Regions from separate parts of the Homo sapiens genome. Here region 1 is linked to region 2. A link is a loop called in an ENCODE intact Hi-C map of the cell type or tissue named here. Cell type or tissue: PC-3. All regions are shown on one strand. Each heading gives the region's core, and the rest is flanking DNA. Links, peaks and the distances in the headings are about the cores only.

Region 1 (13,153 bases), core at 3,478-11,477, 430 kb after region 2:
TGCTCACTGCAGTTGTGTCTACTCTACAATGAAATCCATTCACTATGGTTTTAGTAACTGTAATTTTTAGTTCCTCAAGGTCCATTTGATTCTTTATTTTACAGTGATCTGATAAAGTTTTTGTCTGGCCATTTAGTTCTTTGAACCTATTTATCACACTTATTTTAAAGTTGACTTTTGATCTGGATCTCCAATGCATCTTTTTATAAATGACTGTCATTTTTAATTCAAAGTCATGCCTTCTCTTGCACTAGTGTTTGTTGTCTGTTTTGCTTGAATGTGTAGGGTTTGAAGAGACCATACTGGGGTCTGGATGATGTATCTTTGCCCACAGAGGATATAGTTTTCTTTAAATTTTTAATTTTAATTTTTGTGGCTACATAGTAGGTGTATATGTTTATGGGTTACATGAGATCTTTTGACACATGCATGCAATGTATAATAATGACATCAGGGTAAATGGGTTATCCATCACCTCAAGCATTTATCCTCTGTGTTACAAACAATCCAGTTATACACTTTTAATTATTTTAAAATATACAATTACATTATTTTTGACTACAGTCACCCCGTTGGGCTAGCAAATACTAGTTCTTATTTATTCTATTTTTTTTTATACACATTAACCCTCCCCACTTCACCAACCCCACCTTCCTTAATACCCTTCCCAACATCTGGTAACCATCCTTCTACTCTATCTCCATGAGTTCATTTTTTTTTTTTATATTTATCTCCCACAAATAAGTGAGAACATGTGAAGTTTTTCTTTCTGAGACTGGTTTATTTCATTTAGCATAATGACCTCCAGTTCCATCCATGTTGTTGTAAATGACAGGATCTCATTCTTTTTAAGTGGCCAAATAATACTCCATTATGTATATGTACCATATTTTCTTTATCCATTCATCTGTTGATGAACATTTAGGTGGATTCCAAATCTTGGCTATTGTGAATAATACTGCCATAAATATGAGAGTGCAGATAACTCTTCAATATATGATTTCTTTTATTTTGGGTTATGTGGGATTGCTGCATTGTATGGTAGCTCTATTTTTAGTTGTTTGAGGAATCTCCAAACTGTTTTCCATAGTAGTACTAATTTACATTCCTATCGTGTACAGGTTTCCCTTTTCTCCACATCCTCGTCAACTTTTGTTATTGTCTGATTTTTTGATACAAGCCATTTTAACTGAGGTGAGAAGACATCTCTCATTGTAGTTTTGAGTTGCACTTTAGCTGATGATTGATGATGTTGAGCACATTTTTATATTTATTATTTCCATGTCTTCTTTTGAGTGACGTCTATTCAAATCTTTTGCCCATTTTTTGATTGGATTTTTAGACTTTTTTTCCTAAAGAGTTATTTGAACTTCTTATGGATTCTGGCTATTAATCCCTTTTCAGAAGGGTAGTTTGCAAGTATTTTCTTACATTCTGTAGGCTGTCTCTTCACTTTGTTGATTGCATCTTTTGCTGTGCAGAAGATTTTTAACTTGACCTGATTGTATTTGTATATTTTTGCTTTGATTGCCTGTGCTTATGGGGTATTTCTCAAGAAGTTTTGCCCAAACCAATGTTTTGGAGAGTTTTCCTCATGTTTTCTTATAGAAATTACATAGTTTGAGATCTTAGATTTAAGTCTTTAATCCATTTTGATTTTTATACATGGTGACAGATAGAGGTCTAGTTTCATTCTTCTTCATATAGATACCCAGTTTTTTCAGCACCATTTATTGAAGAGACTTTCCCCAATGAATGTTCTTAGCACCTTTATCAAAAATGAGTTCACTGTAGATGTATAGATTTATCTCTGGGTTCTCTCTTATGTTCCATTGGTTTATGTGTCTGTTTTTATGCCAGTTCCATGCTGTTTGGTTACTATAGCTCCATAACATAATTTAAGTCAGGTAATGTGATTCCTCCAGTTTTGTTCTTTTTGCTCAGGATAGCTTGGGCTATTCTGGGTCTTTTGTGGCTCCATATAAATATCATGATTTTTTTCTTCTATTTCTGTGAAGAACATCATTGGTATTTTGATAGGGATTGCTTTAAGTCTGTAGATTCCTTTGGGTAATATGAACATTTAACAATATTGATTCTTCCAATCCATCAACATGAAGTATCTTTCCATTTTTTTGCATCCTCTTCAATTTCTTGCATAATGTTTTATAGTTTTCATTGTAGAAATCTTTCACTACTTTGGTTAATTCCCAGGTATTTTATTTTATTTGTAGCTATTGTAAATGAGATTATTTTCTTGAATTTTTTTTCAGATTGTTTGCTGCTGGCATATAGAAAAGCCACTGATTTTTCTATGGTGATTTTGTATCCTGCAATTTTACTGAATTTATCAGTTCTAATAGTTTTTTGGTGGAGTCTTCAGGATTTCCTAAATATAAGATCATATTATTTTCAAACAAGAATAGTTTGACTTCTTCCTTTCCAATTTTGATGTCCTTTATTTCATTCCCTTGTCTGATTGTTCTAGCTAGGACTTCCAGTACTATGTGTAATAACAGTGGTGAAAGTGGGCATCCTCATCTTGTTCCCAATCTTAGAGGACAGGTTTTTCAGTTTCACCCCATTCAATATGATAAGAGCTATGAGTCTGTCATATATGCCTTTTATTATGTTGAGGTATGTTCCTTCTATAGCCAGTTGTTTGAGAGTTTTTTTAAATCATGAAGAGATGTTGAAGTTTATCAAATGCTTTTTCCACATCAGTTGAAATGACCATATAGTTTTTGTTTTCTATTCTGTTGATATGATGTATCACATTAATTTATTTGCATGTGTTGAGCCATTCTTGCATCCCTTGGATAAATCCAACCTGGACATAATGAATTATCTATAATATGTTGTTAAATTTGGTTTGCTAGTATTTTATTGAGGATTTTTGCATCAATATTCATCAGTGATATTGGCCTATAGTTGTCTTTTTTGATGTTATTGTCTGGTTTTGATATCAGGGTTATTACTGACCTTGTAGAATAAGTTTGGAAGTATTCCCTCCTCCTGTATTTTTTTGGAATAGCTTGAGTAGGATTGATCGTTCTTTAAATGTTTTGAAGGATTCAGCAGGGAAGCCACTGAATCCCAGGCTTTTCTTTGCTGGGAGACTTTTTATTATGGCTTTTGTTTTTACTTGTTATTGGTCTCTTTAGATTTTGGATTTTCTCATGGTTCAATCTTGGTAGGTTGTATGTGTCTAGGAATTTGTCCATTTATTTTATGTTTTCCAATTTATTGGCATAAGTTACTCATAGTAGCCACTAATGATCCTTTAAATTTCTGTGCTATCAGTTGTAATGTCTCCTTGTATATCTCTGATTTTATTTATTTGAATCTTTTATTCTTAGTCTAGCTAAAGGTTTGCCAATTTTGTTGACCTTTTTAAAAACTTTTTTGTTTAATTGATCCTTTGTGTTTTTTTAATTTCAAATTTATTTCTGCTCTGATCTTTATTATTTTTCTTCTACTCATTTTGGGTTTGGTTTGCTGTTGCTTTTCTAGTTCTTCAAGATGGATCGTTAAGTTGTTTATTTCAAGTTTTTCTTCTTTTTCGATGTAGGCACATATGCTTCCTTCTTAATTTCTTCAATTTCCTTCTTAATTTTTTTCATTGACCCACTGTTCATTCAGAAGCATATTGCTTAATTTCCATGTATTTGTGTAGTTTCCAAAATTTCTGTTGTTATTAATTTCTAGTTCTATCCCATCATGGTCAGAGAAGATGCTTGATGTTATTTCTTTTTTTAATGCTTTCAGACTTGTTTTGTCTAAATTGTAAGAATTTATGAACACAAAGAAGAAAACAATAGACTCTGGGGTATACTTGAGAGGGGAGGGTGGAAGGAGGGAGAGGAACAGAAAAGAGAAATATTGGATCCTGAGCTTAATACCTGGGTGATGTAATAATATGTACAACCCCCATGACACATGTTTATCGATGTAACAAATCTTCACATGTACCTCCAAACCCAAAATACAAATTTTTTAAAAAAGATTTGTTTTGTGACCTAACCTATGGTCTATCCTTGAGAATAATATATGTGCCAAAGAGAAGAATGTGTATTCTGCAGCCATTGGATAAAATATTCTGTAAATATCTATTAGGTCCATTTGGCCTACAGTACAAATTAAATCTGATGCATTTTTGCTGATTTTCTGTTTGGATTCTCTGTTCAATATTGAGAGTGGAGTGTTGGTAAGTCTCCAGCTATTACTGTATTGGAGTCTATCGCTCTCTTTACCTCTACTCGCTTAATGTATCTGGGTGCTCCAGCATTAGGTACATATATATTTAAAATTGTGATATCCTCTTGCTGAATTGACCCGTTTTTCATTATACAGTGACAATCTTTGTCTCTCCTTATCGCTTTTGTCTTGAAATCTAATTGTCTGAGAGAAGTATAGTGACTCCTGCTCTTTTTTGGTTTGCATTGTCATGGAATATCTTTTTCCATTCTTTTATTTTCAGTATATGTGTATCTTTAGAGATGAAGTTTCTTGTAGGCAATGGATCATGGAATCTTTTTTTAAAAAAATACATTTAGCCACTTTTGATTGGAAACTTTATTTATATTCAATGTTATTATTGATAAGTAAGGACTTACTCCTTCCATGCTGTTATTTGTTTTCTGGTTGTTTTGTGGTCTTCCCTTCCTTTTCTTCCTTCCTGTCTTCCTTTTAGTGAAGGTGATTTTCTCTAGTAGTATAATTTAATTTCTTGTTTTTTTATGCGTGTGTATCCATTATGTTTTTTGATTTGAGATAACCGTGAAGCTTGCAAATATTAATACTATTTTATAACCTATTATCTTAAGCTGGTAACAACTTAACACTGTTAAGTTTATGTTATGTAACAACATAAACAAACAGGAAAAAGGAAAATAAAAACTCTACAACTGAATTTCGTCTCCCCACTTTTAAATTTTTTGTTGTTTCTAATTATATCTTATTGTACTATGTTTTGGAAATTGTTGTAGTTATTATTTTTGATTGATTCATCTTTTGGTCTTTCTACTTAAGAGTGGTTTACACACCACAGTTACAGTGTTATAATATTCTGTGTTTTTCTGTGTACTTGCTATTACCAGTGAATTTTATACTTTCACATGATTTCTTGTTGCTCATTAATGTCTTTTTCTTTCTGAAGTTCTCCCTTTAGCATTTCTTGTAGGATAGGCCTAGTGTGAATGAAATCCCTCAGCTTTTGTTTGTCTGTGAAAGTCTTTATTTCTCCTGCATGTTTACAGGATATTTTTGCTGGATGTATTACTCTAAGGTAAGAGAATTTTTCCTTCAGCACTTTACAAATATCATGCTACTGTCTCCTGAAAAGTCTGCTGGCAGATGTACTGAAGCTTCTTTAAATGTTATTTATTTCTTTTCTCTTGCTGCTTTTAGAATGCTTTCTTTTTCCCTGATCTTTCGAAGTTTGATTTATTAAATTCCTTGAAGTAGTCTTCTTCGGGTTAAATCAGCTTGATTTTCTATAACTTTCTTGTACTTGGATATTGATATATTCCTCTAGGTTTGAAAAGCTCTCTACTATCCCTTTGAATAAACTTTCTACCCTTATCTCTTTCTCTATCACCTCTTTAAGGCCAATAACTCTTAGATTTGCCCTTTTGGGGCTATTTCTAGATCCTGTAGGTGTGCTTCGTTGTTTTTCTTTTTTCTTTTGCTTCCTCTGTGTATTTTCAAATAGCTTCTCTTCAAGCTCACTTTCTTCTGCTTAATCAATTCGCTATTACAAGACTAATGCATTCTTCAGTATGCCAATTGTATTTCTCAACTCCAGTATTTCTGCTTGATTCCTTTTAATTATTTCAGTCTCTGTTGAATTTGATAGAATTCTGAATTCCTTCTCTGTGTGATCTTGAATTTCTTTAAGCTTCCTCAACACAGCTATTTTGAATTATCTGTCCAAAAGGTCACATATCTGTTTCTCCAGAATTGATCCCTGGTGCCTGATTTAGTTCATCTGGCAAGGTTGTTTTCCTGGACGGTCTTTACGGTTATGCATGCTCATCTGTGTCTGAGCATTGAAGAGTTAGGTATTTATTATAGTCTTCATAGTCTGGGCTTGTTGTTTACCCATTTTTCTTGTGAAGGCTTTCCAGACATTCAAAAGGACTTGGGTGTTGTGACCTAATTCATATCTGCATTAGGGGGCACCCCAAGCCCAGTAATGCTGTGGTTCTTGCAGACTTGTAGATGTAGCACTTTGGTGGTCTTGGAAAAGATCTGGTAGAATTCTCTGAATTACTAGACAGCGACTCTTGTCCTCTTATTTTCTCACAAAGAGTCTTTCTCCATTCTGAGCCACCTGGAGGTGAGGTGACACAAGCACCCCTGTCGCCACTACTATTGGGACTGCCCTGGGTTAGACCTGAAGGCAGCACAGCACTGTGTCTCATGCAAGGTCCACTGTAACCACGACCTGGCTACTGCCTATGTTCACTCAAGTCCCTGGGGCTCTACAAATCAGGTGATGGCAAAGCCAGCCAGGCATGTGTCCTTCCCTTTAGGGCAGTGAGCTCCCTAGGCCTCGGGCATGTCCAGAGGTGCCATCCAGAAGCCAGGGACTGGAGTCAAAAATCTGAGACATCTACCTGGAATTCTATTTTACTGCAGCTGAGCTGGCACTCAAACAATGAGATGCAGTTCTTCTCACTCTTCCCTATCTTTTCACGGGCAGGTCCAAACATTCTGTCCAAAAGCCAAGGCCTAAATCAGAGATCTCCAAGAGCCCATTTGGTGCACTACTCCCTTGTGGCCAAGCTGGTACCTGAAGCCACCAAGTCTCAGAGTCTCACCCAAGGCCCACAGCATACTACGTGGGTATTACTGCTGGTTATTCAGGGCCCAAGCATTCTTCAGTTAGTAGGTGATGAATCCTGCCAAGACTGGGCTCTTCCCTTCAAGGCAACAGACTCCCTTCTGATCTGTGTCTGGAAATGTCACCCAGGAGCTAGGGCCTGGAAATGAGGGTTCATGTCTCTAACTAGTGCCCTATCCTATTGTGGCTGAGCTGGTATCCAAGATGCAGGAGAAAGCTCTCCTTACTACAGCCCCACACCCTTCTCCTCAAGTGGAAGGAAGGGGTTTTTGGAGTCACAAGCTGTGCTGCCTGGGGTTTGGGGGGTGGTGGCACAAGCTCTCCCTTAGCCATCCTGGCTGGTGTCTCAGTAAGTTACATGCCCCCCTCCACCGCCAAGTCCAGTGGTTCTGAGGCCAGTTCAGCACCTGGATTCACCTAGACCAGACTGCCTTTCAAGTTAATTTAGGGCACCAGAGCACTTTAGCTTGTGGCAGCGAGTCTTGCCAGAACTCAAGTTCTGACCACCAGATGGGCAATTTCTCTCTGGCTAGGGCTGGTTTAAATATTTCCAACATAGGTGGGCATCAGCCAAGTTCAGCCTAGTTTCACTTTCTACTCAAAACAATTTACATCATTCCATTAAAAATCAACCCGTGGAGAGTACAGATCTTCAGATTCTTGACTACTGAAGTATCACAAGCATTAAATTAGCAAAACAATAGATTTCACACTGAAGTCACCTAATCTCTGGAGTACAGGGAGAGTCAAGGAGAATTATTTAAACTTACATAGCATCACATTTATTCAATATGTATTTACCAAACACTACTATATATAGGCATTTCGGTGATTACAAAACAAAAAACAAAAGAACCTACTAATTTGCGGGCCACACACTCAAAAGGCTTATGACCCAGCTGGGAAGACATTAAAAACATGGAATGTTTCATGGAATGTTGAGAGTCATCCTTGCATAGAGGCCACACTACTATCTGAGTTGTAACTATCTGAGCACATGTTGTATTGTGAAAGTAAACATATAAAGATTACTAAAATGTAAGGTAGAAAAATTAGAACTACTTACAACTCAACTAGAAATAGCCAAAATTCCAAAAAGGTGAATTATTTATGATGTAGAGAGTTTTTGAAAAGTGTAGCCAAAAATAGAAAATATTTTGAGTGTAAATAAGGTTACAATAATTATAATGACAGATCCTGGTTTGACTTCCAAGACAAGTACGGTTTTTTTTTTTTCATATGTCTAAGATATGAGAGTAAAAAAAGATCATGAGAAAATATTTCTGTAAACATTGTGGCCATCTTGTTCTTTTGACTAGGTAGTTTTGTATCATTCTAGAGAATAAAAGAATAAAACTGTCAGTACATATTTTCTAGTAAAAATGTGAATTGAAGAAACATATAAGGAATTAAGTTGTTTATAACAGTGTCATCTCATAATAAAACCAAAACACTTTTAAAATGCAAGTACATATACTTAAGTAAACACATTTGCACTTTCTTTTTCCACTTTATTAAATAAATAAAAAAAAATCCCTAAATACAGTATTATGACACCACCTACTGGGAATTTAGAAGACAGCAATCAAGTTATCTAAGTATAACTATCTTTTTTTCAACTGCAAGCAAAATATATCAATAAAGTGATCAAAAGAATGGCCAATATATACACACTGGTGACAGCATAGAGACATTTAACAAAATTATTAGTCAATTTTCATGTTAGGGAAGCCTCTAGCTTAACCATTTATCTTTGCTATTTTGAGTACTATTAGGTGAACTAGTTTGGATTAATAAAATTAATAGATATGTTTATTAAACAAAACACTCATTTACTAACCTATAATGAGAGACAGTTGCTTGCAAGATGAATTTCGTTCTGTTTTTGCATCGGTATACCTAAGAAACCTAATCACAGTAAATTATTTGGGTAAGTGTATGCAAGAGGTTCGTCCTCCACAAGCCGAGATTAGATCAATCAGCATCTGTGGACAGAATTAGGAAAGTTAGGATTGGGTAGAGAGAGAAGTACAACTATGATGATCAATGGCATGGTCAACCCAGTGAAGGACTCTAGGGCATACGTGGCCCTGCATTGGGCCAAAGTGGCTTGACCACTTATTCATGCATCCATGGGCCCAAGATGTGGGAGACCGCAGGAAAAGTAAGCCCTCTAGTGACCCTCTGCAGCTGAGGTAGACCCTGAAGGATGTGCCAGCAGGAAACGCTCCCTTGAACGGGGATCTGGGAGATTCCTCTCCCAAACCAACTCACCATGAAATTAGAGAGAGGCTCTAAAGATAATTTAGGCCCCATTTTTGGGATGATTAATTTGATAAACATGATTATATTTATCATGCTATTTCTGTCAATTCTTTTACACCATCCACATCTGAAATAATTTTTTTTTTTTTTGGTAAATTTCTACAAATGTTTATATTTACCTTTTGGTCACAGCTTATATATATCAAATAAAATAAAATATTATGTTCCTCAAAGCCAACACTTAACAATTAAACTCACAAAGGATTTAATTTTGTTACTGCCAGGTTCCTGGGATCACTACAAACCTGGAGCCATTTGAAAGTACTCATTTTGAGATGTTTCAGATAATCTATGCAATGTCAACTCTAGCCTCAAACACACATAACCAAATACTCAGCTTGTATGAATTGCTCCCTTCATCTAGAGTAAATTATAAAAAAACGCAAGTTGTTTTCTTGTCTTTTTTGGGGGAGAAAGTTTTCTCCCTTTTTCCTGATAATTTTGCCTTTTGCATGGGCCCTAGGCTCTTTTTTTTTTTTTCCCCTGCTTACTCACCAGAATTATGTTTCATGGCCTAACGATCCAATCTATACTGGGAGGACAAGTTGTTAAATTTTAAAATGTAAAATTGTGAAGAAAGTTATTTAGGATGAAAATTAAAATTACAAAAATATGACAAATACCAATAAATATCATTAAATCCAGTAGTCTCTGTAATTTTATTCATTTTGGGCCACACCCCTTCACATATTAATAATTTTGTAAAATTTCCTATGGGGAGACTGGAAAAGTAATTTATTCCTCCTTTTAGATCAGTTGGTCAAAATGATTTCAGGTTTCCTTGATTCTTGGCCACTAAGAATATTGTTTCCTTCCTTCTTAGTCTGAGGAATGCATGAAAACTGTTTCAATATTAATACTTTTTTCAATCCTGTGTCTTGTTAACGGGAGTGTTTTCCAGCTGTATGATGCATGCTTCTGGGAAAAGAAGTCCCCACTGAACTCTTGAAGCCACTCTGACGAGCCTTGGTCCCCATCATTCGGAAATAACCCTTGTCAAGATTGCCTACTCATCTATCCTCATTTTACTCTGAAGCACTTCACACAGGTGCCTACTTCTTATGCTTGGAAGAATTCTCCTGAGAGACACAGACTTTCCTACTTCATTCAATATTCGTCTCTATTTCCTTTGCAGATTTTCCCTCCAACATAGAACCTTTCAGTGCTCCTCAGAACTCGTCGTAGGCCCTTCTCTTCGTTATCATTTCATTACATGGTATCATGAATTTCCTTGGCTATAAATGCATCTCAGAGCTGATGATTTATATTTGTATTTAACTTTATATCTCCAAGGGACAATCCTACTCTAAATCCCAAGTGTATAACTTCAATTGCAAACTTACAGATTACAAAATCGAATATTAGAAGCAAGTATAGCCACTCCCAAATGTCCCTTTCAAACCATACATCTTTCCTCCCTCCTACAAGTAATGATTAATCTAACTTACATGGCAATCCTTCTGTCTTTTTCGTTTTACTATACATGAGTGCATTCTTGTATGTTTTGGGTTTACCTAAGGTTTTTTGGAACATTAAATAAATTACACTATATGTGCTTTTGTCTTATTTCATTCAATACTATTTCACTCCTGTTGATACATGCACCGTGGTTTGCTCTCTATTGCAGTACAGTATTCCATTATATGAATATAGTGCAATATGTGCTTACTGTTGATGGATATTTGTTTCCAGTTTTTGCTAATACAAACTACGCTTCCAGGAACATTTTGTACATGTAAAATGATACGCATGTATCTAGATATCTTTAGAAAAAATACTTAGGAATTGCTGAATATACTCATAACTTCAGATTTTTAAAGTAATCCAAAGTGGTTGGACTGAATTACACACACACCAGTATAATGAGTGTTCCCACTACTACAGATACATCTTCACCAACATTTGCTAGTGAGGATGGCTAAATGTTTTTTTTCAGTTTTACATGTGTTTGGTGTTATCTCCTTGTGGCCTTAACTTGCATTTTCCTGGCTGCTAATAAGACTGAACACCATTCCACGTTGATTAGTTTTTCGTTGTTTTTTTTTTTTTTTTTTTTTTTGGTAAAGTGCTTGTTCAAGCCTTTTTTGTTTTAATTATCAGGCATGTTTGTATTGATTTAAATGTATGTGTGGTAGGTTTTTTTTTTTTTTTAATCTGCTTTGTAGCTCCTCACATCTTCGAAACCTGCCAAACTCTTTCAAAAGTATTGCAGTTATTTAGCTGCATCCACTTGTATTTTATGGGTTATGAACATGCCTTGTCATCAGTTCTTTTGAACATGATGTCTATGGGTTTTTCTTTAGCCTATTTGCTCCATTTTTTATGAAACTATCTGGGGACACTTCAGAAAGCATGTCATAATTATTTTTCCCAAGCCCCAAGTCCATTGTTTTATGAAATTTTGTTATTAGTGCATTGTCATCTTGCCTTGCATGCTGCAAATATCTTCTCCCACTAACCTGCCATCTTTCCACCATCTTTGGGGAATCTTAATGGACAGAATATTTAATGTGGTTAAATTTGTCAAAAATTTCCACCATGTTTAATTTGTGTGTGTGTGTGTGTGTGTGTGTGTGTGTGTGTGTGTGTGTGTGTATGAAGAGACCCATTGTTATTCCAAGATTTAAAGATACTCTCCTATGGTATCTTCTATGAGAATTATAGATTTCTGAGATTTAACCATCATGGAACAGTTGGTATCTGAATAACTTTCCTGCCATTAATAATCAAAGTTGGGTAAAAATATATGAAGCAATTCTTTTCAGTGTCTGGACAATGGATAGCACAAGGCTGCAATACTTGAGAGCAGTAAAGCACACCCGGTAAACTTTCTTCCTGGAGACATTTTCAAACTATGCGGCAAGGGAAGTACAACCCACGCATAAAGCAGTTGTCTTAGAGGGTGGTATTTCCACACTGACGGAGATGCCTACCTTCCACACTGTCACCCTTAATTTTCCTGAGAAATTAGCTAATTGCCAAGAAATCATACGACTACCATGAAAAATGATTTCCATCCATTTTTAAGATGATCAATAATTCAGTCTTTGCTAGTCCAAATTCCAAGTTAATTCTATGTGTTATTCTTGAAGTGTGAGTACAGGGACAGATATAATCAGTATTTTATTTCCCTACAAGCCTCCAAAAGAAGGGCTAGGCAAAAAATTTAGCCATTTTTCACTTAAAATATTTATGCTAACATAAATGTTACATAGACATGTCACTTTTCAATTACATTTTTAATTTCTGAAGTGGTAAATATTAGCAGACATACCTGCCAACATAAAAGTTCTCTGAGGCCCTTACTAATTTGTGTGAAGAGGTTCTGAGATTTAAAAAATGAAAATATTCAATTAGAAAACATTTTTGTAAAGGGGGAGAAAAAAGGAGCACATTCATAAATACAAGAACATTAAAACACATTAAGATACCTGACTAAAGAAAAATAATCTAAAAACTTTACTGAGGGGCATATGAACCTAATAGGACAAACAATATTCTTTATGAATAAGAATATTAATATTGAAAAGGTGCCACAATTTATGTGACCCATGCAATGTCGTATGTATCTATGTATCCTGTATTATAATCAGAATACCAATAGAACCTGTATTTGAAGGAAGATTAAATAATTCTACAGTTTATCTGTAAAAGAGTATGGAATTATGAAAGAGATAAGGGTGTATGTGTTGGGAAGTAATACTTGACCTATTAGGTATGAAACCTTGTATTAGTTATAAAACAAATATTTTAAATATATAGTCAAACAAGAAGCAACAATAATTAAATCAGTGAAAGTAGCTGAACAGACAAAATAGAACTGAATAGTATTTGTAAATATCAAACATAAATATGATTATCTAGTGGAAGTTACATTTTAGATCAATGAGGAAGAGCAGGAATTATTTTATAAATGGTATTATGACAACCAGATAATACTGACAGAAAATGTTGACTATTTCACTACTTTAATGTAACTGT
Region 2 (13,153 bases), core at 1,694-9,693:
ACAATAAACGGGGTCCTTAAACCATTGCTCACTAGCATCCAGCACAGCAATCCAGTTATATGTTTCCAAATAAAGTCAAACAAGCTTATTTTTCAAAGTGAAAGAGTACTGATGGTTGGAATTTCAGCCCAGAGTACTGACCAAACGTGAATAACTTTAGAAGGAGCTGTTAATGGTAAAAATCTGCCTGTAGCTTGGTCTGGCAAAACCTTGGTGAACAGAAACAAAAGAGAATCTACCAAAGTTTAAGAAACCTGTAATAGGAAGGTAGGCAGGCAATTAATATATTACATGAACAAATTCGTATGAAGAAGGACCTTGGTGAACAGAAACAAAAGAGAATCTACCAAAGTTTAAGAAACCTGTAATAGGAAGGTAGGCAGGCAATTAATATATTACATGAACAAATTTGTATGAAGAAGGCCGGGCGCGGTGACTCACGCCTGTAATCCCAGCACTTTGGGAGGCCGAGGGGGGTGGATCACGAGGTCAGGAAATCGAGACCATCCTGGCTAACACGGTGAAACCCCATTTCTACTAAAAAATACAAAAAATTAGCCGGGTGTGGTGACGGGCGCCTATAGTCCCAGCTACTCGAGAGGCTGAGGCTGGAGAATGGCGTGAATGCGGGAGGCGGAGCTTGCAGTGAGCTGAGATTGTGCCACTGCACTCAGCCTGGGCGACAGAGCAAGACTCGTCTAAAAAAAAAAAAAAAGGAAAAATATACATGCAGAGAAAAAATGTTTAATGAGATATTCAAAATTGTGTTAACACAGTTGTCATCCCATGGTGTCATTGTAAGAAGTCTGCAATCAACTTTTGCTACCAGATTCATTAACACTCTTTATGATTTAAGGATAGGATTCATTCCATCTAATCAGCAGAAATTTAGTGTACCTGCCCCTTAAAATTGTCAAAATAAAGGCTGCTGAAGGGAAGCATGACTTTCTATTGATTTGAACACTGATGTCCAAAAATCTGTGTCTTAAAAAATCTGTAGATTTTGAATTACTGTATTCTCTCCTAATTTTTTCTGAATAATCCCATAAACTAAGAATGCAAAATGAAGAAAACACAAGATTTTCAATACTTGGTCTACAGCAACCTATGATACACAACAGGGAATAAAGAGAGAGTTTGACTTAGAGTCAGAAGACCTGGTGTTCAACCTTGACTGTGTCTCTTATTAACTTTGTAATTTACTGGTCACAATTTTTGTTTTAGTTGGGAATTTTAAAGTTAGCCTATTGTTACGTATATTTTGGTGGGGTTGATGTGAAGGTGCAATGAAGTTACATATCACAGTGTTCAGTGGGCCAAAAATGCTTATATAGAATAGTTGGTAAGATTATTATTTATTCTTAGAGGCCAGGCATGGTGGCTCACGTCTGCAGTCCCAGCACTTTGGGAGACTGAGGCGGGTGGGTCACTTGAGGTCGGGAGTTTGAGACCAGCCTGACCAACATGGAGAAACCCCGTCTATACTCAAAATACAAAATTAGCCGGGCCCGGTGGTAGGTGCCTGTAATCCCAGCTACTTGGGAGGCTAAGGCAGGAGAATCGCTTGAACCTCGGAGATGGAGGTTGTGGTGAGTCGAGATTGCACCGTTGCCCTCCAGCCTGGGCAACAAAAGCAAAAGTCCGTCTCAAAAAAAAAAAAAAAAAAGAAAAAAGAAAAAAAAATTATTATTTTTCACTTCTCTGATAATAGTAGGGTGGCAAAGTTCAGGACTGACCATCTAGCATTAACACTTGAGTCTAAACTATTTTAACATATTTGTATTTTGGTCCTAAAGCTCATTTTTGTGCCTCCATATTCTACATATTTACAGGATGTACAATACAGTGTTTAGTTGAACTTCTTGTTATTTATATAAAACTTTTGTCCCTACATCTTGAAAGTTCAAGCAATAACAACATCAGAAAAAATAACAATAACCACCCATATTAAGAACTTACTATGTGTCTGGGATGATGACAGATGCCTTTAATTCTCCTGTAATTCTCACAATGGCCAGATTTAAAAAGAGAAAAATAAAGCATTGATATGGTCTGAATGTTTGTTTCCCTCTCCCCCCAACCCCACCACCACCGAATTCTTATGTTGAAACCTAAGCCCTCACGTGATGGTATTAGAATATTAGAAGGTGGGGGTTTTGAGGACGTGATTATTTCGAGGGTGAAGCCCTCGTGAATAAGATTGGTGCCCTTATAAGGAAGTGAAGAAACCAGAGTTCTTCCTTTCCACCAATGTGAGAACACAGTGAAAAGATGCCATCTATGAACCAGAATGTAGGCCCTCACCAGACAATTTACGATGTTTTGTTTTAGCAGCCTGAAAAGACAAAGACAGACATTGAGTGTCAATTAACTTCGCCTAAAGTGATGCAAACAGTTGATCTCCTGTCTTGCTTTCCAAATTATTTTTGTTAACAACCTTAACTTCTGTTTCTTACCATAACAGACGGAAAATAGCTGTGTAGGTATGAGAGTAGACTTTTTTTTTAAATTAATTTCATGGTTCCTAAAAGACACCTTTGTGTCATATGATGACTAGGAGCTCATTAGCGTCTTTTATAAATTATTCTTATTGTACTGAAATGAATATACAAAACAGTATAGAATGTATCATTTTAGTCATTTTAAGTGTAAAGCGCAGCCATCACCAGTCCAACTATAGAACTTTTTCATCATCTCACACTGAGACTCTGTACCTATTAAATATTAACTCCTCATTTCCTCCTCTTCTCAGTTCCTGGTAGCCACTGATCTACTTTGTGCTTTTATGTATTTAATTATCCTAGATTCCTTATATAATTAAAATCACAAAACATGTGTTTTCCCGTGTCTGACTTATATTACTTAGCATAATGTTCTCAATGATCTTTGATGCCATAGCATGTATCAGAATATCATGCCTTTTTACAGCTGAATAACATTCCAGTGTCTGTACACACCATATTTTATTTTTCCAATGAACATCTGGATTGCTTCCATCTTTTGCCTGTTGTGAATAATGCTGACATGAGCCTAGATGTATAAATATCATGTTTTCAATTATTTTGTGTGTATACCCAGTTTTTGTTGCTGCAACAGAATAATAGTATCGCATCTTTGGAAAAGAGAATTTAACAAAAATTAGCCAGGCATGGTGGTGGGCACCTGTAATACCAGCTACACGGGAGGCTGAGGCAGGAGAATCACTTGAACCCAGGAGGCAGGGGTTGCAGTGAGCCAAGATAGTGCCACTGCACTCCAGCCTGGGCCACAGAGCGAGACTCCATCTCAAAAAACGAAAAAAAGAGAATTCAGTAATTCCTTCATCACTTTATATAACACCAGCTTGAGTTTCATCATTCAATAAATATAGTCTAATAGTTTTATTCCTTAAATGTACTTTGTTGCCCATGTGGAATAGATTATAGTGGCTTAAATTCTTTCTTCCACTAACCTTGAAACTTACAAGTTTAGTCTCTAAACTACGTGGTAATAAAAATTACTTTCATTATAAAACAGGTTTATAACAAATATTTTATATACATCAAAAGGTTGAAAAGATTTCAAATTTTAGAAAAAGAAGGACTCCTTAGAAAGAATTACAATATATCTCAGTTGATAGCCTGTATATGTAACCATTAACATCAATTTAAGTTAATACCAACCAGATTCTAACTCATAATTTTAAAGTTTATAGTTTTATAGTATGTTACATGCTTCTCTGTAGTTCACCAACAATACTTCACAAGAGCAAAAATCAGTACACTTCAAGCAAAGTTTAAAACCTGAGGGTCAAAATTAGGAAATATCTATTCATTTAAGCAAAGTGACTAAATGTACTCAAAAGAAGCAGAACTGCTTTTCATACAAATGAATGTCCCTTCATCAAAGCACAGTGCTAAATGCTATTATTTGAGGCAAAACTTTATAAATATAAATAATTTATCACACATTTTATGATTCACCATACAACTAAGGAATGTAACATAGCTTGAAATCATGTAAAAATGTTTACAGCGTAAGAACGACAAAGAATTCAAAAACATGAAGTATGCTTGCTCTAATAATTTAGAAAACAATAGATACTTTCATGGCCTATTTTCCCCAGAACAGGTTTATCATATTATTAATTTTATCCAGAGTCTTTGTTTTTTTTTTATGTCCTCGTGGTTTATATGTGCTACTGCATAATGTGTATTTGATGTCAAAATTTTCTTCATTGAAAGAAACTTTTTAGGGTGTTAGTACATTCATGTGTCTATGAATTTACCCAGTGACAATTGTTGCTGATACTAACATTTATTGTTCACTAGGTGCTACATATTATACTAAATAATTTACATACTTAGTTTTAACTATATAAAATTGTGGATGTTTATTTTTCATCTATAAAGAGGACAATTTCATATGGCTCATCCTGAGATTTTAGCTCATTTATTTCCCATAAGAACCATGAGATAGTTATTTATGTATGTCTATTTAGATATATTTAGTTATGATTTATTTTATTTTACAGATGATGAAACTAAGTCATAGAGATGTGAAATATCTTGTCCAAGTTTACCTACATAGTTAAGTAACAAACTCAAGAAATGAATTTGGCAATTTGACTGTATAGGCCATTGAATGAACTAGTCTATTACATTATAACAACAAGATAACAAGCGGTGAAATATACTCTGTGGGGGAGTTTGCTTCATTTCTGGACTCCTTCCCTTTGGTAACCCACTCGAAGCCTGTAACTGCCTAAAGTATGATCTGACTATAAACAGGAGCATGGTATCACCTAAGAGCTGCTAGAAATGCAGACCCCCGGGGAGTCTGAATCTGCATTGTAACAAGATTCCCTCGTTACAGTGTTTCGTATGAACCTTACCTTTTAAGAACAGATCTAAGCTGTCTTCATTTTTAAGACTTAATAAGCACATGCAAAACAATCCATCTACATTCAAAAGGTAAAGACAAAATAAGTCTACATGTAATAAAATGTCCTGGTTCAGGTAACCTGTGTTCAATAAGAAATAATACTTTAGATGTAATTTTGGGTGTACACAAAATGAATTCTCGTGAATGCATGCATTCCCCACACCCTTTCTTTTCGTCCTACATACCTCTTTAACTTATTCGGTGAATAGATGTCTATTATGTCTCTATTGTCATGAGATTGTGTCTTCAGTTTGCCATTTTGCTCTCTGCGATTCACACAAACTGTGGCTTTCCCTTTACACTTAGAACTTTAGGGCTTTATGTACAATCCCTGACATAGTGACAGGGAGTATTTCTTCCCACTAGATGGCAGTAACGGCAATTTAATAATACATATAAAGACACTTCCAGCTTGCTACAGGGCACTGCAAACAATGAGTGAGGGTTTCGTGAATTGCTGGACTTAATATAGGGAGCAATGACTTGGTGACAAATTGGAGAACAGTTTTTCTCTTTTGATGTCTATGTTTAAATTTTGTTTTGCATGCTTTTCAAGATTAAAAGCAGTCTTGTTTGCATATCTCTTACCCCTAGTTATAAGGAGCAGCTATTTTATGAATAATTTTCACTGGTAAGAGTGATAGACAGGTGGTTGCTAAAATAAGATATTTTGTTAGCATGACTATATAAATCATTTTCTTATTCCAGTTTTTAAGGAGATCTTTCCTTTTTTCTATAAATGACCATATATATAATTTCTAAATGCAGATATTCAAGATTCTCATGAGAAATCACATCTTGGATTGATAAATTTATTTTTATTAAGTTTCTTTCCAGTAAATGTTTTAAGAAGGCCACATACAAATGCCCTGTAGAAGTTAGGCAATAACAGCAAGGAGAGAAGAAGTTTATAGTAAAATGACAATAGGATTTTAACACATACAAATGCAATTCTACTGACATTCTATTTAGTGTTTAAATATGATTTTTTGCATTCAGAATGTTTTTACATGAATACTTAAGAAAAGAGAGAGGACAAAGCTTATTAATAAAGATGTAAATTTCTTTAGGGATATAATTATGCAACCTCATTGTTGCCTTGATGTTTCAAGGGATTGAAAATACTTTTGCCATTGATCACACTTGTCTTATATTGATCTGTGTTGAAACTCTAAAAGTGCTACCCCAGTGCTTCTCAAACTAACTGTGGTCTAAGCCAGACTATTTTTTTCCTAAATCATGAAGTAATGTTTTCCAATTTACAGTAAAAGTGGATAACTAGAGAAACTAAATGTAAAAACTGACATTAAAACATTCATATTTTATTACTTGAATCAACAGACAAATGTTGGGTTGATTTTCTATGAAATTTTCTAAAGGCTTACTCTCTATTTTTGTACTTCCATGTTTTCTAATGGGTATCAAACTGTTCTCAGAAGGGCCTGGCCCATGGACCCCACTTTGCATAGTGCTGCTCTAGACTGCTTCCTAGCAGAATGGAGCCACATCTTCCTGGGGAGTTAGGTTCTAAAGCAACCATGCATGGTGAAAACCTGGGGCCTCTCAATTAGTCTAATAAAGGCAGAATTTTTATTTTTGTTTTTTAATTTGGCTTCTTTGTTATCTGTTAATTAACCAGTTAATGATATGACTGGTTTCCATTTAGATGCTATGCAGTAGGAAAAATACATATATCTTAATGCTGGACTTACACTGAGCACAAGATAGGTGCCAAAGATGTGAAGTTCCCAGGCACAGAAACTGATACATGTCTCCCAGCTGGGACTCAGGTCTTCACCTCTGGAGAAGGAACACTGTCTTTTGCCACTATTTTACGTCTTTCAATCTGCATCCTCCTCCCTCCACCCCCAACTGCTCTTTTTCTTCCCTAGAGTGAGTACCAATGACCATATTCTCTTCCAGAGCCACATCAAAAGATTAAACAACGGCAACTTATACTGTTAGAAGGAAAAACACGATCTCTGCTCATAGAATCTGACAGTTTGTAGACATCAGCTGAGCTATGCTCACCCACTTTGGAGCAGGATGAAAGGCCAAACAACCTTCTGTGAGGACATTTTTCAGAAGCACTTTAGTAATAGGTCAATGGCAAATAGGCCTAAACTCAGATGTTTTGTGTCTGAGATCTCAATTCTGTTTGGATATTGTCACATTAATTTTCTAAGAATGTTATTTAATTTCAATATTATCCCATAAACAGGTATGTATGAAGAATATAAATATTCATACATACATTTTGAAGGTGTTTGACACATGTCAAACTAACATCAGCAACATATGTTTTACATCCAAAGTCCAAGATGAGTTAAGTGTCAACTTTTATCATTTGATTTTATGTAATTTAGCTGAGACAGGCCTCAATCTTAGCTTTAGACTATTTTGGATTTGGCCGTATATATACAAACTCATTTATCACTAAATTGAAAATATTTTCTTAAAAAAATACTCATGGAGTTATTTTAATTTCAGAACTTTACTAATACTTTTTATGATTTTAAATATATTTTCTGTTTTTCTCACTCTAATATAATGTCCAAAATGGGGAATATATTAAAATTATCCAGTTTATGTATCACATAGGAAAACACACCAAATTTCCCTAAGTACATACATTTATTTGCCAGGCATAGATCAGAAAACTAGAACATTTTATCTGTGCTAGTTTCTCCATTTGACTTAACGCTCTGTTTTTATTTGTTTTGTTATTGTATCAAAGGTGTATGTTTAAAAAATATCAATCAGTATTTGAAGCTCAAGTTAAAACTAGCACCATTTATCACTCTGTCAGACTTTAAAAAATACACACATAAAACAAACAAAATAATAGTAACCACAAAACAAAAACACTACACAAAACTGATCTGCATACCATGTAAATCTGTTTTTAAGAAAGCAGTCCTCAGGAAACTAAGAACCAATTAGTAGAAGAATAACTTACACAAGAACTATTTTCTAATTTTCTGATACCATCTACTTCCAAGCTAACACTTAATGATTGTATCATTGCCTATATAAGTTTTTTATTAATATACATTATTTTATATGAATATATGTATGTGCGGCTGGTGATATTTTTTGCGAATGTTTATATTTTTCAAGGATAACCAAATATATTTGTATTATTTTAAAGTTTAATATGCTACTTTTCATGTGCTAAGCCATGAATTTCAAAGAGTACAGTGAATGTTGTACATGGTTGTGTATATGTATGTATATCAAGTAGGGTTGAGCATTGAAAAAAATCATATAAAAACAATAGTACAGAGAAGACATTTCTATCTAAGAGGAACAGGCTGGGAAAAGTCAGCTGAAAATAAATGTACACATTTGGAGACAAAATTTTCATATAAATGAAGAGGAAAAGTTTGATTAGGATTTAATTTTTAAAATGTAAATAGAAACAATGCCAATTTAGTTTAGCTGTTTTTTTAAATTAGGTTTAATTATAACTCATGCAACAACTTAAGGATGAAAAAAACATTGGATGTTACACGTAAAATTCTTAAACAACTCTGTAATAGGGCACATCCTCAAATCCTTTAACTTATGCTTGACTTTAGTGAGGAAAAGAGGGTCATATTTGTAATATCATTTAAAATGACCTTTTTCCCAAGAGCATCTATTAAGGATTTGGATAATGATGATGGTGATTATGATGATACAGAGGATAAAGTTAATAGTTAGAATTTCCATGGAACTTACTGTATGCTAGTATTGCTTTAAAGCTCTACACATATTATTCTATTCTGTTGTGAGAAGTAGATAAATTATAAATCAAATATTATGTTATTAATATCATTCTGTTTTGAAGCACCTAGTGTCTACAAGTTCACTCTTCCAAAGTACTGCCATAAGCGTTGAACCAATTTCCCAGTTTCCTCTCAGGCTAGTTTTTATGTAGCAGAGAGAACTCTCTCTCTTTTTTTTTTTTTTTGTGACACAGTCTCACTCTGTCACCAGGCGGGAGTGCAGTGGTGTGATCTCGGCTCACTGCAAAGTCCGCCTCCCAGGTTTAAGCGATTCTCCTGCCTCAGTCTCCCGAGTAACTGAGATAACAGGCGTGGGTCACCACGCCTGGCTAATTTTTGTATTTTTAGTAGAGATGGGGTTTTGCCATGTTGGCCAGGATGGTCTCAATCTCTTGACCTCGTGATCTGCCCACCTGGCCTCGCAAAGTACTGGGATAACAGGCGTGAGCCATCACGCCCGGCCGCAGAGTGAACTCTTAAAATATGCATATTCACTTATCTATGATATGAACTGAGACGTCACTGATCAAACGCCTCCAAGGGCTTCCCAACTGACTTAGGAAAAACAATCCAATATTGTTGATATGGCCAACAAGGCCTTTCATGGCCTTATTTCACCATTTTATTGTCTTTGGTATAACTCAAATATGCCACACTCTGCTCTCCTTGAAAACCTCACTGGCTCTTTTCCCTGCCTCGGGCTGCCCTTTCCCGGGCTATGCCTGGTAGCATACTTCTTCACTTCTTGCAGGTCTCTTCTCAGATGCTACCAACTGCAAAAAATCATCTGCAACCAAAAATAGAAGAAACACTCCCCATAGACACCCAACCAACTTTATTTTTCTTCACACTATTTGACACTGTCAAAAACAGTATGATGCTTTTTATTTGTTTGGTTTTTGGCTTAATGTCTTCCTCCTCTCTATGTGCCCCCAGCACCACCTGTAGAATATAAGAACCATGTTTGCTTGGGACTTTTTGTGATCACTACTATGACCTGAACGTTTAGAAGAGTACCTAGTGTATAGTAAGCATTTAATCAATGTTGATAGATTGAATTGAATCATTCTTGTCAATTTTCTCCTTACGTTCCAGCTGAACTAAATCTGCCTGACCCACACTGGTTGCTTGGAACTTAGGCTCAATGCTAAACACACACACACACACACACACACACACACACACACACACATAGCACACACATGTAACAGACATATATACAAAGACTTTTAAACACTTGTTAATTTAAAAAGCTTCTCAAAAGCATGATCTACCTTTGCTATATTATTGTTAGGATTTAAATTTTGTACAAGAAATATACTTTGTGCATGCAAAATTTAAGATGGAAAAAGTCAGATGCACCTAACAGTATGGTAGGTATACTATATCAGTATACTACGTGAAATATGAATATATAATAAACATTAATATGTATGTAATACATGTTAAATATGTAATAGATGAGTGTATACAATATATAATACATATATATATATACAGCTTTCTGATGGCCTATGGCATTCTAAACAAAATTGTTATAATGTTTTCATTGAGGAATATTATTTACTCTTACATATGATTGTATCATGTTTATTTTCCTTGAACTGTATTCACTTGGATTAATCCATGGCTTAACTTATTTTTGCTCTCTTCATTATACCTAGTCTTAATCTAAAGAAAATCCTGCATCCGCCTTTATACCATTGGTAGAAGCTTAGCAAATCTATTCCCTAACTCATTCCTTTCTACTGACGTATGGTTTTATAATGTGATTTTTTTCACCAAATACGGTGTCTGAAAACTACAACCATTATATCATAGTGAAGCATGTATTCTACCATGAGGATCAGGTATTTTTGGAGATAGATAGCACTAGATAACAAGTAGATCAGTAAAAGAACATTGTCTACCAAATTGCAATTCACTTTGTAAATCTTGGTTTCCTGCTTTCCCATAGACATCAGAGTCATTTTCATGCGATTACCAGATCTGGAGTTAAAATATCCCTGAGATTTGCAGTCCATGACAATATTGGTACTTTTTACTATGGCTATGATAAAAGAAAGACAATGAATATCCAGATTTTTATTTCCTTAAATTAAAAATAGCATGCCTTAATATGAATATTCTGTATATTAATTTGAAGGGGTATCTATAAAAAACAAAATGAAGAGCAATGTGTTTGATAGTTTCTGTATAAAAACAAACCACAGAAACAAAACCACATCTCTCTTTCTAACAAAAGAGATGTACAAACGTGCATCTGTGCTTTCTGAGCTTGGAGAAGCTCATGAGTGAGGTAAAGAAACACACACCACACTCTGACATTGGCTGCCTCAGGATGACAGGAGGAAATGATTAGTAACTTTCTCTTTATATGTGTCTGTTTTGAGTTTTAGAATCTATTGCCTTTATAATTATATATCTATATAATTATGTTTACATATTTATATGTATTTATATAATTTACTTATATATACTTATATAATTTATTTAAATATATATTATATGTCTATGTTATATATATATATAATACATAATGGTATATTATTATATGCCTGTATAAACTCTGTGTGTATAATATACACACATTAACATACACACAAGCATATACGTATATCTAAAGTTGCCAATTGTTTTTAATTTAACATTGTTTTTCCATGTTTTATTTCTGGAGGTGATTATTAAGTTTACTACTGTGCCAACTGTCTTTGGGTAAGAAATGTTATATACAAAAAGTGTATTTTACTGTCAGGAAAGGTTGTAAATCTGTTCCACTAAAATACTGATTAGTTGTTTAGCCAAAACCAATATTTTAAGTCATTCTAATAAGTAATGAGAAATGGTACAGTATTTCCACCAGTCCATTGCATATGCTATGTATGCATTTCAGAAGAAAATGTATGACTGATTTAAAATTTTTATTATAAATAAACATATTAGGATGCATGGTTTTGAGGTAGCGGTGGTACCATATAACATCTGATGTGTGTATTACTTTCAGAGATAATCTAACTCCAATACAGAAGGTATTGTTATACCTATTTCATTTGGTTTAATAACTAGATCTTCTGACTGACAAAAGTTTAAATGTACCATAAATGTTAATTATTTTTAGCACCGTAGAAAGAAATAGAATATGTTAGTGTTACTGTAATAACAATACATTTATAAGCATTTGCACACAAAAATCTCTTTAAGGGAAAAAAGGACATTGAATTAGAAGATAAATACTTTTGTTGGCTTTTCTCAAAAATAGGACCGTACTGAAGCTTGCCAAATCCAAAAATTATTAACTGGCTGAGTCAAGTTAAAAACATTTCAGCTTCACATAAAAATATACTTTGAGTTCTAGGGGTGCTACTCACATTCTATGCCCTACAGTAGCATACAAAACTGGAATAGAGAAAAAAAATCACCAAATATGGTATGGTATGTTACAGTGCAATATTAAAACAACATGTCTTTCAAGTAATTAAGACACTGTTATTTTGGAGCTATCTCTTTATAATGCCATTTTAATAATCAATAACCTGAAATGAAAAGTAATCAATACATAGTCATCATCAAAAATTTCCATAAACTAACCTATATCCAAATCATTCATTTCACATTTATTCTTAAAAAAATTAAAACTAAAACATACTTATTAAAATAGAATGTCTAAAATGCTTAAACATTTTAGTTTAAAACCTGTCAGTTGAAACCATCCTCCCTATAATAAAAATAGTCTTCCTCTTAGACTCCCTAATAACTACTACACAATAATATCAATAATATTAGTAAAGTACTTCACTAGGAATAATCAATCTAATTTATTGTAGGTCTGTTTTTTAAGTTTGGAAATATATAACCTCCAAACATCAAAATTCACAGGAGTCAAAATTAATAAAAATTATTAAAAGAGGTCCAGTCACAGTTAAGTTTCCATGAAGTCAAATTTTACTCTTGCTATTTTTATTGCTGTTTACAAAATACCAAAAATATTTTAGAGACAAAAGTGAATAGAAAAACTAGCACCATTCAATTTGTTTAAAATCTATAAATTTACAAACTTTTTTTCAGTCATTGGGCTAGTAAAATGCTACTTTTAAAAAACAGTTTTATTTTAAATGTTACCATTAAATATATCATAAAAAGTCAAATGTATAAAATTATAATACTAGAGACACTATTTCAAGTTTTTAAGAAGTATTTGAAAATAAGTAATTTTATATGCTCTATTTACAATTCATTCCTTACTAATCTTATTAGCTGATATTAGCCATCCAGAAATTCTTTATTCACAACAGTAACTAAAAGAATTTAAAATGAGGTAAAGATTTGAAAAACCTATGTTTACTTATGAGGTTTTACAACTCTGTGAGAAGCTACAAATATTAACAAAATGATTGAAGGGTTAGCCCAGTTTTTCAAACAGTAGAATATTAATGTAGGCTTCAGAAAGAATGTTTTCCTTC

What was found. Hi-C counts contacts between places; a loop is a spot of excess contacts. Peaks named below come from ENCODE experiments on the same cell type or tissue, not always from the same donor. Only the 100,000 strongest peaks of a DNase experiment are listed, where the experiment ranks them.
Region 1: a loop joins it to region 2, with 19 times the contacts of the local background. A loop is called at or near these places in 22 of 110 quality-filtered maps.

The regions. Positions count from the first base shown.
Region 1 is chr21:15,889,978-15,903,130 of GRCh38, reverse strand. No RefSeq gene overlaps it. Among named protein-coding and RNA genes, the nearest start is that of USP25, 170 kb to the right of the region's middle. In PC-3, for the core only: a CTCF peak has its summit at 8,414 (motif pointing left); no DNase peak of the experiment used is centred there.
Region 2 is chr21:16,322,667-16,335,819 of GRCh38, reverse strand. The region is part of intron 4 of MIR99AHG (mir-99a-let-7c cluster host gene); the gene reads right to left. Among named protein-coding and RNA genes, the nearest start is that of SNORD74B, 44 kb to the right of the region's middle. In PC-3, for the core only: CTCF peaks have their summits at 5,060 and 5,275 (motif pointing right); a DNase peak (open chromatin) is centred at 5,299.